2 separate regions of the Homo sapiens genome follow, and region 1 is linked to region 2. The links are chromatin contacts, found by POLR2A ChIA-PET in ENCODE. All regions are on one chromosome and are shown on one strand. The core of a region is the stretch at or near the end of the contact, and the rest is flanking DNA. Distances in the headings are between cores, read along the strand shown.

Region 1 (5,461 bases), core at 908-3,407, 56 kb before region 2:
TGTGTCAGGCTTTCTCCTCAGGGGAACTCAAGCTAAGACCCAAGGAGATGGCCGCTTAGACTTCCCTTCAAGAAAGTACTGATGCCCAGCTGCGAACTGGGGTCCAGCTGTTGGCTTTGCCTGTTTCCGAGCTGAAGGCACACTATTCTGGGGTGGCCCCAGCAAGGACTGAGCAGGGCAATGATCCCCATCCCGGCCCCTTCCGCGGCCACAGGCCTCCTGAGATGGGACGGGCGCGCTTTGCTCCGGCGCCCTCTGCTGGCAGGTGCAGGTTGTGCAGGGAGGATGCATCAGGATGGCCGGCCCCGCCCACCTTGCTTCTTCCCTCTCCTCTTACAGGTGGTGCTCCCCGTTACGCTATTGCACCCCTCACTCCGTCTCAGCGTCTGCTTCCCAGACAATCCCACCTGAGACACAGTTTGATAAGGAGTTGGAGAATGAGAATACCAGTGAACTGGACTGAGTCGGGAGAGAGTTCAGACTTGCGGGGGGCGGGGGGCGGGGGGCGGTTACCTGAAGACAATGTTTAAATATTTAATGCCCCGATATTATGATTGGGCTCCTGCTCGGCTGTGCCCAGGACAGATGGAAGCCAGACTGTGATCACCTGGGTTCTGGGAATCTTGAAGAGACGCCTGGGGACTGCTTGGGTAGGGCTGGGGCTGGAAGCTCCACACCTGAACCAGCCAAGAGTCTGAGCCGGCGAAGTTAAGAGGCAGCGTCTGACCCTGCCTGACAGTGCAGGTCACTCTTCCCGTCTCCTAGAATAAGCAGACGCTGCACTGGGACAAGCCCCACTGGCAGGGGTGGACTTGGAGCCGTCTTTCCAGGTGGAACACTGCGTATCTTAAATGAGGTGGCCCCTGGATTGAATGCTCCTCTCTGCCTCTCCAGACCTGCCTTAGAGCAGGTGGTCATCCCGAGCTGCCAGGGCTCCCTAGGCTGGTGCAGTGCCTGTCAGGGGATGCAGGGAGCTCATGGGCCTCCTAGCAATCAACTCAACTCAGTGTGCACTCACTAGATGCTAGCCATGTGCCAGCAGGCACGGCGCATGGCAGGGGAGAAAACAGCTCCTGCGCCAAGGAGCCCTAGGTCCTGGGAAGAGGGGTGACAAATCCACAAACACATACATGCTTTGTCACACCCAAGACAGGTGCCAGATCCAGGAATCACGAAGGCACCAGGAGGTCTGAGGGCTTCCCTGAGGAGGTGATGCGCCCTGAGTCCTGAAGGGCTGGGGAGCCAGCCACGGGAGGTGGGAGGGAAGGCTCCAAGCAGGGGCACTAGGATTCCCCAAGCCCAGAGGAGGGAATAGCAGGTGTGTGGTTGTGATGGGGCAGGGAGGGCCCCAGGGCAGCGGGGACAGGAGGCGGGGTTTAGACTGGGTGGTAGGTGGGAGTGGTGCCTGGGACCCCAGGAAAGGCTGCAGCCAGGAAGGCTCTGGATTTGTGCCCGAGGCTCCTGCTAGCAGCTGACGGAATGGAGAGGGCAAGGAGGTGGGCAGGGAGGCGAGCTGGGAAACGCCAAGCTGGGCAGAGGCAGAGGAAAAGGAGAGGAGAGAAACTGAGGGGGCAGGGTTGGCAAGAGATGGGGAGGACTGGGTGGGTGCCAGGAGATGGGGGGAGAGCAGCCACGCCTCCCCTCCCGGCTGGGGTTTTTTCATGCTGGAGTTGGAGTTGGGGCAACTTTTGTCCTCTCTGCTCCTTGATCCAGGGCAAAGGCGGGGGGCGGGGAGGGGGGGCGGTGAAAACACGACCTAGTACCTCTCAGTTTTAGAATCAGCCACTATCTTTTCTGGTTAGAAATCGGTGGCGGGAAGCGGCTGGGAGAAATAAGATTTAGCCTCCCAAACAGGCGGCAGGGAAGGAAGGGACCAGAAGTGCTCCCAGCAGCTCATTTGCATTTCAAACAGCCCGTTTGTTTTATCTCCTAATTAGCATACTCACCCTCAGCTGAAAATGAGTCCATTAAAGGAGACTCTGCTCCAGGCTCAGCTCCTCCTTTAAATATTTTTAAAGCGTATGATTAATACACTTGCCTATTGCTGCGTGGACTGTGCTGGGGGGGTCAGGGGGCAGATAAATGAAAGAGGATAGCTGCACGCGGCGTTGACTGGCTGATTAATCACTGCCTGTTTTCTATAACTCATGGCAGATGGCAGGAGCTGGCTGCAGGCCCTCGTTGGGAATGAGGTGCTGCAGGCAGGATGAACAGGGGTCGGGGGAGACCCTGGAAGGCCCCAGTTGTGTCGTGTTTTTTTTCCTCGGCCCTACAGACCTCCGTGTCCACCCCACCCCCTGCACTTCGTGGCAATTCCCAAGTTCAAGAGCAGTGGCGTAGCTTCTGGGAAGACACAGGAAATCTCATTTCTCCCTTGGATTTTTTAGGACCTAGATAACGACACTGTCAATTTTGGGAATGGTCAACTTTGGGGTGGGGAGAGTCAGGTCCAGTGCAATACTTGTATATATTTTATCTTCAATTCTCCCAACAACCCCATTTTCTAGATAGGAATTGTGAGGCTTGGCAAGGCAGACACAGGTATTGTTCCCAGCTGGTCCCACCCAAAGCCTGCTCCTCGCTGTCCTCCCTTTTGCCCTCCCCAGGGGAGCATCATCAGCCCAAGGCCCAGAAGTGAAGGCCCTGGAGCTGGCACAGCTGCCCCCTCCCCGGGACCTCGGCCCTCTCCATCCCTGGGGGCCACTGCAGTCTTCCCCTGGTACGGGACACATTCTCCCCGTCAGGCCTGCATGGCTATTGCCCACCTCACCGTGCACATTCAATGGTGTTTTTGTCTCTTGACTTGTCTTTCCCAGGAGATGATGGATTTCCTGGAGGCAGGAAGTGTGGCCACCACCGGGAGTAGCTCCAGGACCCGGCATGGGTTAGGCTCTGGGGTGGTGTGACAGATGTGTGTCCGGTCAGCCTAGCTGAGCTGAACTGCAGCACCCAGAACTCCCTTCCCTGCACAGGCTTGGGTTATCTGGGGCCCCAGGGGAGGGGCAGAGGGAGCAGCAGTCATGTCTTCCTTTTACACTCAGAAGGCGAGAGGGGCCAGTGCCTCCCAACACACAGGGGACTCGCAGGTGCTGCTGATCTCAGGAGATGGATTTGGTGTCCAGGCAGCTGGGGCATAGCTCTTCCAGCCCAGCCAGAGCCTCCTGTGGCCTTCTTGACTCCCAGGCCAGGTATATGCTTAGTTCATGAAAGTGCCGGCTTCTTCCACGGGGTGCCCATCCTCGAAGGTAGAGGCTTAGAGCAGGGGACAGATTGACTTGGGGTCTGCCACTTCCCGGTGGGAGTTCCAGCTCAGCCTGTCAGGTTCCGTTTGTCCTCCTACCCCACTTCATGGTCATCCCCTTTTCCCCACGCCCGCCCTGCCAGCTCCACGCACCGGAGAAGCAGCAGTTCCCTTAGACGGGGTGGCCAGTGCCCAAGGTTTCACAAGGCCAAGTCCCTGTAATAGGTCGTGTGTGTGTGTGTCTGTGTGTGTCTGTGTGTGTGTGTCTACGTGTTTGTGTGTCTGCATGTGTCTGTGTGTATCTGTGTGTGCGTGCGTGTCTATGTATCTGTGTGTGTCTGTGCGTATCTGTGTGTGTGTGCGTGTCTATATATGTATGTGTGTGTGTCTGTGTGTGTGTCTGTGGGTGTGTCTGTGTGTCTGTGTGTGTGTCTGTGTGTATACGTGTCTGTGTCTGCGTGTGTCTGTGTGTCTGTGTGTGTCTGCGTGTGTGTCTGTGTCTGTGTGTCTGTGGGTGTCTGCGTGTGTGTGTCTCTGTGTGTTTGTGTCTGTGTGTTGGTGTCCGCGTGTCTGTCCGTGTAGTGCGTGTGTGTGTCTGTGTATGTCTGTATGTCTGTGTATGTTTCTGTATGTTCCTGCATGTGTGTGTCTCTGTGTGTGTGTTTGTGTCTATGTGTGTGTGTCTTTGTGTGTCTGTGTGTTTCTGTGTGTGCGTGTGTGTCTCTGTGTGTTTGTGTCTGTGTCTGTGTGTGTGTGTCTGTGTGTGTGTCTCTGTGTCTGTGCGTGTGTGTCTGTGTGTCTGTGTGTGTGTCTGTGTGTGTCTCTGTGTCTGTGTGTCTGTGTGTGTGTGTGTGTCTGTGTGTGTGTGCGCGTGCATGTCCTCTCACGTCCCAATGTTCCACTTCTCTGAACTCTGACTGGTGCAGGTGGCAGAGCCTGTAGGAACGGAATGGGAGGAGATGGGAAACCCTTGTGGGATGGGAACTGTCAGGTCGGGTTCTGCAGACTACGTGGGAAAGTGGAACACAGTGATCCTGGCAGAGGGAACAGCATGTGCAAAGACCAGGGGGTAGTGGGGCACAGTGCCTGAGCAGCCGTGGGTTCCTGTCCCGCCCAGAAGAGAAAAGGTCTGCAGAGGAAGCAGCGGCTGCCTGAGTGGAGCCCAGCCCGGCAATGGGCAGTGGGAGCCAGGCTGGGCTTTCCTGCAGGAGGCACCACGTGGTTGCTGCAGATGAGAGAGGGTGATGCCCCCAGGAACTCCAGGCTGGCAGGGGTTAGGGACGGAATTGACGTGGGCTGTACGGCGTTGGCCTAGTTCCTTGTTGGGGATACAATCAGGCGGGAGCGGCCTGTCCCTTAGGATACAATGACTGGGCTATAGCAGTCGTGCTCTTGATCAAGTTAAAAAGTGGCTGCTGGTATCACTGGCCCCCACCAAGTCGGGGAAGCCCTGCTCCCCATCACTCTGGAGAGCTGTGTATTTTCCCAAACTCCAAGCATTGGTGCTGAGACCGCTCCCGCAAAAAAAGCCAGAGAAGGGTAGCTGGGCTTCCCCCAACTCCAAGGGGTTGAACTAGCGACCCTTCAGGAGTCTCAGAAGACCCCCATTGTGCATTCAGGGAAATGGGAGCCCAGGGAGAGGATGGGCCCTGCCTAAGGTCACCCAGTGAGTTGCAAGAGCCGGTGAGAGCCCAGGTCTCCAGATGCCTGCCCAGCAGCAGTGCCAGGGGAAGGGGACGTGGGGCCAAGGCCACCCGTTGTGCAGAGATCAGGAGCAAGTGGTGCCGGGGCGAGACTACCCACAGGGGAGCACCTTCTCTGAGCTCCAAGGAGCCACAGGCCCTGAGCCTCTCTCCCTCTCTTGGGGACTCACCACCTTGAAAGAGATGGACCCAGAGGTAAATGACAAGATGACACCATAAATGCCACAACGCAGGCACTGGGGGAGAACAGGGGAAGCAGCCACCAATCCTCCCTTATAAGTATTCAAATTCCACTCATTCCTTCATGCAGTAACTAGCTACTGAGCACCTAGGATGTGCAGGGCTGGATGGGGCTGGGGACACAGAGCTGAACAAGACAGCCCCCCTGCCCCCGTCTTGGAGCTTGGCATCCTAGCACATATTAATATATAGTATTCGTACACTGTGTAATGTAATGCTGGTAATAACATCCATAAAGATCCCTCACAGCAGTCTGAGAGGGCGGAGTGATGGGGAC
Region 2 (5,993 bases), core at 722-3,221:
TTAAAAATTAAAGGCCAGGTGCAGTGGCTCACACCTGTCATCCCAGCACTTCGGGAGGCTGAGGCTGGAGGATTGCTTGAGCCCAGGAGTTTGAGCCTAGCCTGGGCAACATGGTGAAATCCCATCTCTGCAAAAAAACAGAAAAATTAGTCGGGTGTGGTATCATGTGCCTGTAGTCCCAGCTACTTGGGAGGCTGAGGTGGGAGGATGTCTTGAGCCCAGGGAGGTGGAAGATCACTTGAGCCCAGGGTGATCAAGGCTGCAGTGAGCCAAGATGGTGCCACTGCACTCCAGCTTGGATGACAGAGTGAGATCCTGTCTAAAAATAAAATTAAAAAAATTAAAAACAGAGAAAAAAAGTTGATAGTACAATGGACTCTTGCAAACCTTCCATCTAGATTCAACAATTGTTCATAATTTGCCCTATTTGCTCTGACAACATATATACACAGATCGATTTTTTTTTACTGACCCTTTGAAAGTAAGAGGTAGACATAAGGACATTTTTCACTTAAATACTTCAGCCAGAGTGCATCTCCTAATAATAACGACATTCTCCTACAAAACTATTGTCACACCTAAAAAATTAATAGTTTCTCTAATATCTTCTAACACTCAGGCCATATTCAAATTTCACAGATTGTCCCAGGACTGTCCTTGATAGTTGTTTTTTTCTTCTGAACGAAGATTCAATCAAGGTTGACATTTGGTCACTGGGTCTCTTTCATCTCTTGTATCTAGAATACACAACACCCCCTTTTTTCTGAGGCTACTGGCTTCCTGAGGAGCCAGGCCAGATGTCCTGCAGAAGGAGGGACCATGTTTGTGTCACCCCTATATCCTCAGTGCGTGTTGGGGGCCCCAGAGACCAGGCCTGGGCTGATGAGCTGGGAGGCCAGCCCCTTTGGGGAGGAGCTTCCCACTGAGCTCGGCTCAGCCTGCCTCCAGTTCCCCATGCCCCACTCAGATGCCTGCCTGACGACTCCTTCCTACCCACGAAGACTTCACGCCCAGGGCGACATGGGTTGATGGTCCACATACTCATTCCTTGGGAGGTTTAATCTGTTTTATTGAATTTTCAGATTCTCAAATCAATACCCATAATAATGCCCAGCAGAAATAAAATCTCGCTCCAGGTATTTTGCCAGATGGTTGATATTTACACATAGCAGGTTTCCCTTCACGGCTTCAGATAGCTTAATAAGTCTCGCCACAGGCAGTATATCCCAGCAGTTGGCCAGTGCACGGGCCAGGAAGGGGCCACTGCCTTCCAGGGGTCTCACTCCCCAGCCTCCGTGCTCAGAAACGCTTTCTGCAGGCCCTGGTGCACATCATTAGACCTCTCCACAGCCTCCTCATTTGTAAAATGAAGGACGTAAGAAGAATAGGAGATCTCTGCATTAGACGGGACCTTTACTGTGCCAGTCTGGCCCCAGTCCCCTAGAAGCAAGCAGCCTGGGCACAGTAGGAGCGTGAACCAGGGAGACGGCTGGGTGGAGGGGGCAGGGGCTGCTGTCAGATTCCCTCAGTAGGAGAAGCTGCTGGTTAGCTGGGGGCCTCGAGGCAGAACAGCTGTGCTGGGGATATGCAGAGGGTGCAAGCAGACTGGGCTAGGCTGGAGCGCCTCAGGGCAGGGGAATTCCCCGCAGAAGAGCTGGCAGGAGGCCGCTAGGCTTCTGAAGCACTGCCTTTGTGGAGTTCCAGGCCCTTTGAGGGCGGCCGCTTGTTCTGAGAGCCTTACGCTCCTCCTTACGAGGCCCCCTTAGTGCCTGGCTGGTTGGAAGGACGAGGCGCCTCTGAACCCACCCAAACAGGACGGCCTGAAAGGCTGCTGTGGGGTTGAGGCGAGGCGATGCCCGTGCAGGGCCAGCCACGAGGCTGGGGAACACTCGGGCGGAAGGCTCCAGTCCCTCCCGCGCCTCCCCGCCTCAGGGGCTGCTGCGGGCGTGAGCAGCAAATCCCACTCACCCGGAAGGGCTGGACTGCAGCCGCCAGGCCAATGGGGCGTCTGGCTGTCGTGTGGCCTCCTATCGCCTGGTTGCGGCCCTCATTGAGGGCTGACTGTTCTTCCTGCTGCCTCCGCCCCCTCATTCAGCAGCCCTGAGGGACCACAGCGTTCTGCTGGGTATGGCGGGAACAGAGCCAGACGCCGAGCACCTCCCAAGATGCCCGTCATGGGCCCGGAGCTGGACAGTGAGGACCCTCAAGGAGCCCAGCAGGACTCGAAGGCACACAGGCGGCTGGGCCTTACGCACCCCGTTGTGGAGACGGAGGAGGTGGTCAGGCATCTTGGGGAGGTAGGAGGTGAGCTGGGTCTTAAATAGCGGAGGAGGCCACGAGCTGAACTGACAGCCCAGGCGTCCTGAGAATGGTTTGTGCTGGGGAGCAGGAGTCTCAGAAAGCTGATGCTTCTAGAAGACCAGGAAGGGCCCCTGCTTTCATCTTACCCCCTGGGCAGAAGACGCTGAAAGGTCATTTGAGGCCAGCTCAGGACCGCGGGCAGGTGGCGAGAGGGGTCCACTCTCAGGGCAGGCAGTACGCAGGTGCAGGAGCTATGGCAAATTTAAAAGTAGTAATAAGGCTGGGCGCGGTGGCTCACCCTGTAATCCCAACACCTTGGGAGGCCAAGGCGGGTGGATCACCTGAGGTTAGGAGTTCGAGGCCAGCCTGGCCAACATGGTGAAACCTCGTCTCTACTAAAAATACAAAAAAATTAGCCAGGCGTGGTGGCGCGTGTCTGTAATCCCAGCTACTCAGGAAGCTGAGGCATGAGAATTGCTCTGAGGCACGAGAATCGCTCGATCGCTTGAACCCGGGAGGCGGAGGTTGCAGTGAACCAAGATCATGCCACTGCACTCCAGCCTGGGCGACAGAGTGAGACTCTGTCTCAATTTAAAAATAAATAAATAAAAGTAGTAATAAAACAGACTAATAATTGGTCTGCTTTTATTGATAACCTGCATCAGCCATTCTAAACTATGTCAATAGTAAGATTTTCCTCTGAGAAGAAAATCTTTTGTTGGTTTAAGTTGTAAATAATTGCTATGGTTGAATTTTAATAATGCATATGTGTAAGCTTCAAATGAGCACACTTTTATTAATTACCCTTTAATAAACATTGGGTTCTACATAGAAGACAATTTGAGGGCTCCAAGTTATACAATTGGCCTCTGTCACTCACTGGCCCAGCTACACCCATTGCAAGCCATGTTCAGATGTCCTGGAATCACTGGACTTCCTTTCAGGCACAATTTGTGTTTCCAGCTGCCGCTGCAATACGCTGCTCAGACACGGTGGCTGCAAAGACTGACGCAGAACTTGAGGCGTCAATTAGTGTTCAAAACTGAGAACAGTGAAGCAGCGCAAACTGCTGGCTGTAATGTTTTTGTCTGGTAAGCACAGGTTTTAGCTCATACATGAACTATTTGGCAGAATTTGAATAATGTCTTTAAAATCCGAATGTATATTTTTATGTTAGTTGGCTATTTTAAAACTCATTAAGTCAATAAAATAAAACACTACCTCATTGTGTGATTTAGTACGTGCCTACATTGTACACTTTGCAGATGTTTTGGTTTTGTTAAAATTAACTTATTAGTTATGAGACAATTCATTATACAAGTTAGTATTACCTCAACCTGGAACTAAAGGATTAAAGTTCAAACTGTTGGGTAGCTATAAAAAGTATTGAATAAATAGTTGAGTTTTTTCCTTTTGGGTACTGTAATTTTTGTTTTCTTTTCCTTTCTTTTTACTTTTTAAAAAATTGTCTTTACCTGAATGATCATATGTATAAATATTATATTATATATAAACATATAGTTAATATTAATATATTATATTAGTATATTATTATATAACATACCAAATAATATATAAATATTATATACTATGATTATATATAATCATAATTGAACATTATATGTTTTTCACTAGGGGTGTTTCTTTTCTGGCTGTTAATATTTTTCCATACTGAAAGTGATTTTTTTTTTTTTTGAGACAGGCTCAATTCCCCAGGCTGGAGTGCAGTGGTTTGATCTTGGCTCACTGTAGCCTCAACTTCCTAGGTTCAAACGATCCTCCCACCTCAGCCTCCTGAGTAGCTAGGACCCTAGGCACACACCACTACATCCGACTACTTTTTAAATTATTTGTAGAGACAAGGCCTCCCTATGTTGCCCAGGCTGGTCTTGAACTCCCGGGCTCAAGTGATTCACCTGCCTCAGCTTCCCAAAGTGCTGGGATTACAGGCGTGAGCCAGTGTTCCTGGCCTGAAAGTGACTGTGTTGTTTAGGGGAGAGTGTGTTATAAATGACCTGCCGTTCTCTCAATTCTCTCAGCACTTCTTTGCCAATCAGGCTGTGCTCACCATGGGAACTTGGGCAAGCCAAGGGACTTTTCTGGGCCTCAGTTGATCTGTGTGAGCACTCACAAGGCTGCTGGAAGCCCCTAGGTGATCAGTCTCCAAACTCCAGTTGGCCGAGTGTAACAAACAGGAACCCAGGCCTTGGCAGGAGAGCTGTGGTGTGGGGCTTGGGTTTTGACGTAAGGCAGGTCTGGTTTCTTCACTCTCTAACCAGGTGACCTTGGGCAAATATTTATCCTTTCTGAGCCTCAGTTTTCTCAGCTGTAGGAGGAGATCGTAATAACTTTCTTTGAAGTTTGTGGGGAGGGTTAAATAGAATAACACATGCCAAGAGCCCAACCCAGCCCAGCCCCAGGCCCGCGGCTGGTGTGCAGTCAAGAGAAGTCGGTTTCTGTACGTCACACACTTTGTGGGGAGAAGCAGCCCCTTGAGGAGTGATGGGAGACTTTGAGGGACTGGAGGAGTAGCAGAGAGGAAGAGAATCTGGTTCCCTGAGAGAAGGAGAAGCCAGGGCAGCTGAAGAACACAGTCCAGCCACTTCCACATGCTGGCCCTCCCTGCCTTCCCAAACCCACCTCCGCTCTCCCCACTGTGCTCCGGGCCCCAGCGACCCTGCAGGGAGCACAGCCCAGACCTGGCTGCCCAGTGGAATCACGTGGGATCTTTCAAATCACTCAGATTCCCAGGCTAGAGAATCTGCTTCCACAGGTGTGAGCTGGGAACTGAAAGTCAGGCTTTTTCTATTGAGGTAAAATTCACGTAACATAAAAATAACAATTTTAAACTATTTTAAAAATAACTATTTTTATGTTGTTTCACAGAACGTGAAAATAGTGCACATTTAGTACATGTACAATGTTGTGCAGCCATCACTTTTGACTAGTTCCAAAATATTTCCGTCTCCTAAAAAAAAACCATACCCATTAAGCAGTCACTCTGTCTCTCCTTCCCCTAGTCCCAGGCAGCCACTAATTTGCTTTCTATCTCTGTGGATTTGCCAGTTCTGAATATTTCACATAAATGGAGCCATACAGTGTGACTTTTTGTGTCTGGCTTCTTTCGCTGAACATAATGATTTCAAAGTTCATCCTTGTAGCATATATTGATGCTTCAGTCCTTTTTATGGTGAGATACTATTCTATTGTATGGGTATGCCAACTTTCTTTACACATTCATCTGTAGACAAAAATCTCGGTTGCTTCCACCTTTTGGCTATTGTGAATAATGCTGCTGCGAACATTCACGTAGAAGCGTTTCTTTGAATACCTGTCTTCAGTTGTTTTGTCTATTTGCCTAATATTGGAATTGCTGGGCCACTTGGTCACACTCTGTTCCACTTTTTGAGGAACGGCCAAACTGTTTTCCACAGCAAATTCCCCATTTTACATTCCCACTAGCAGTGTACAAGGATTTCACTTTTTCTATGTCCTTGCCAACACTTGTTATTGGCCGCCTTTTTTATTCTAGTTGTCCTAGTGGGCATGAAGTGGTATCTCATTGTGGTTTTGATTTATGTTTCCCTAATGACTAATGACTTTGAACATCTTTTCATGTGCTTGTTGACTATTTGTATATCTTCTTTGGGTAAATATCTATTCAAGTTATTTACCCATTTAAAAAATTGGGC

Evidence for each region. ChIA-PET counts read pairs that join two places held with the same protein, here RNA polymerase II (POLR2A).
Region 1: POLR2A ChIA-PET joins it to region 2 with 24 read pairs in H1. The contact joins two enhancer-like sites. POLR2A ChIA-PET finds 5 or more read pairs at or near these places in 7 of 52 experiments (Caco-2, H1, HEK293T and 2 more).

What each region holds. Positions count from the first base shown.
Region 1 is chr2:121,071,937-121,077,397 of GRCh38, reverse strand. No RefSeq gene overlaps it. Among named protein-coding and RNA genes, the nearest start is that of TFCP2L1, 210 kb to the left of the region's middle. RefSeq lists enhancers at 1,287-2,138, 1,657-2,556, 2,139-2,989 and a silencer at 1,951-2,245. Within about 2 kb of position 2,157, at least 3 of the 41 ENCODE cell types and tissues checked have a DNase peak (open chromatin) inside an H3K27ac peak, as active enhancers do.
Region 2 is chr2:121,014,894-121,020,886 of GRCh38, reverse strand. No RefSeq gene overlaps it. Among named protein-coding and RNA genes, the nearest start is that of TFCP2L1, 270 kb to the left of the region's middle. RefSeq lists enhancers at 1,059-1,678, 1,679-2,298. Within about 2 kb of position 1,971, at least 3 of the 41 ENCODE cell types and tissues checked have a DNase peak (open chromatin) inside an H3K27ac peak, as active enhancers do.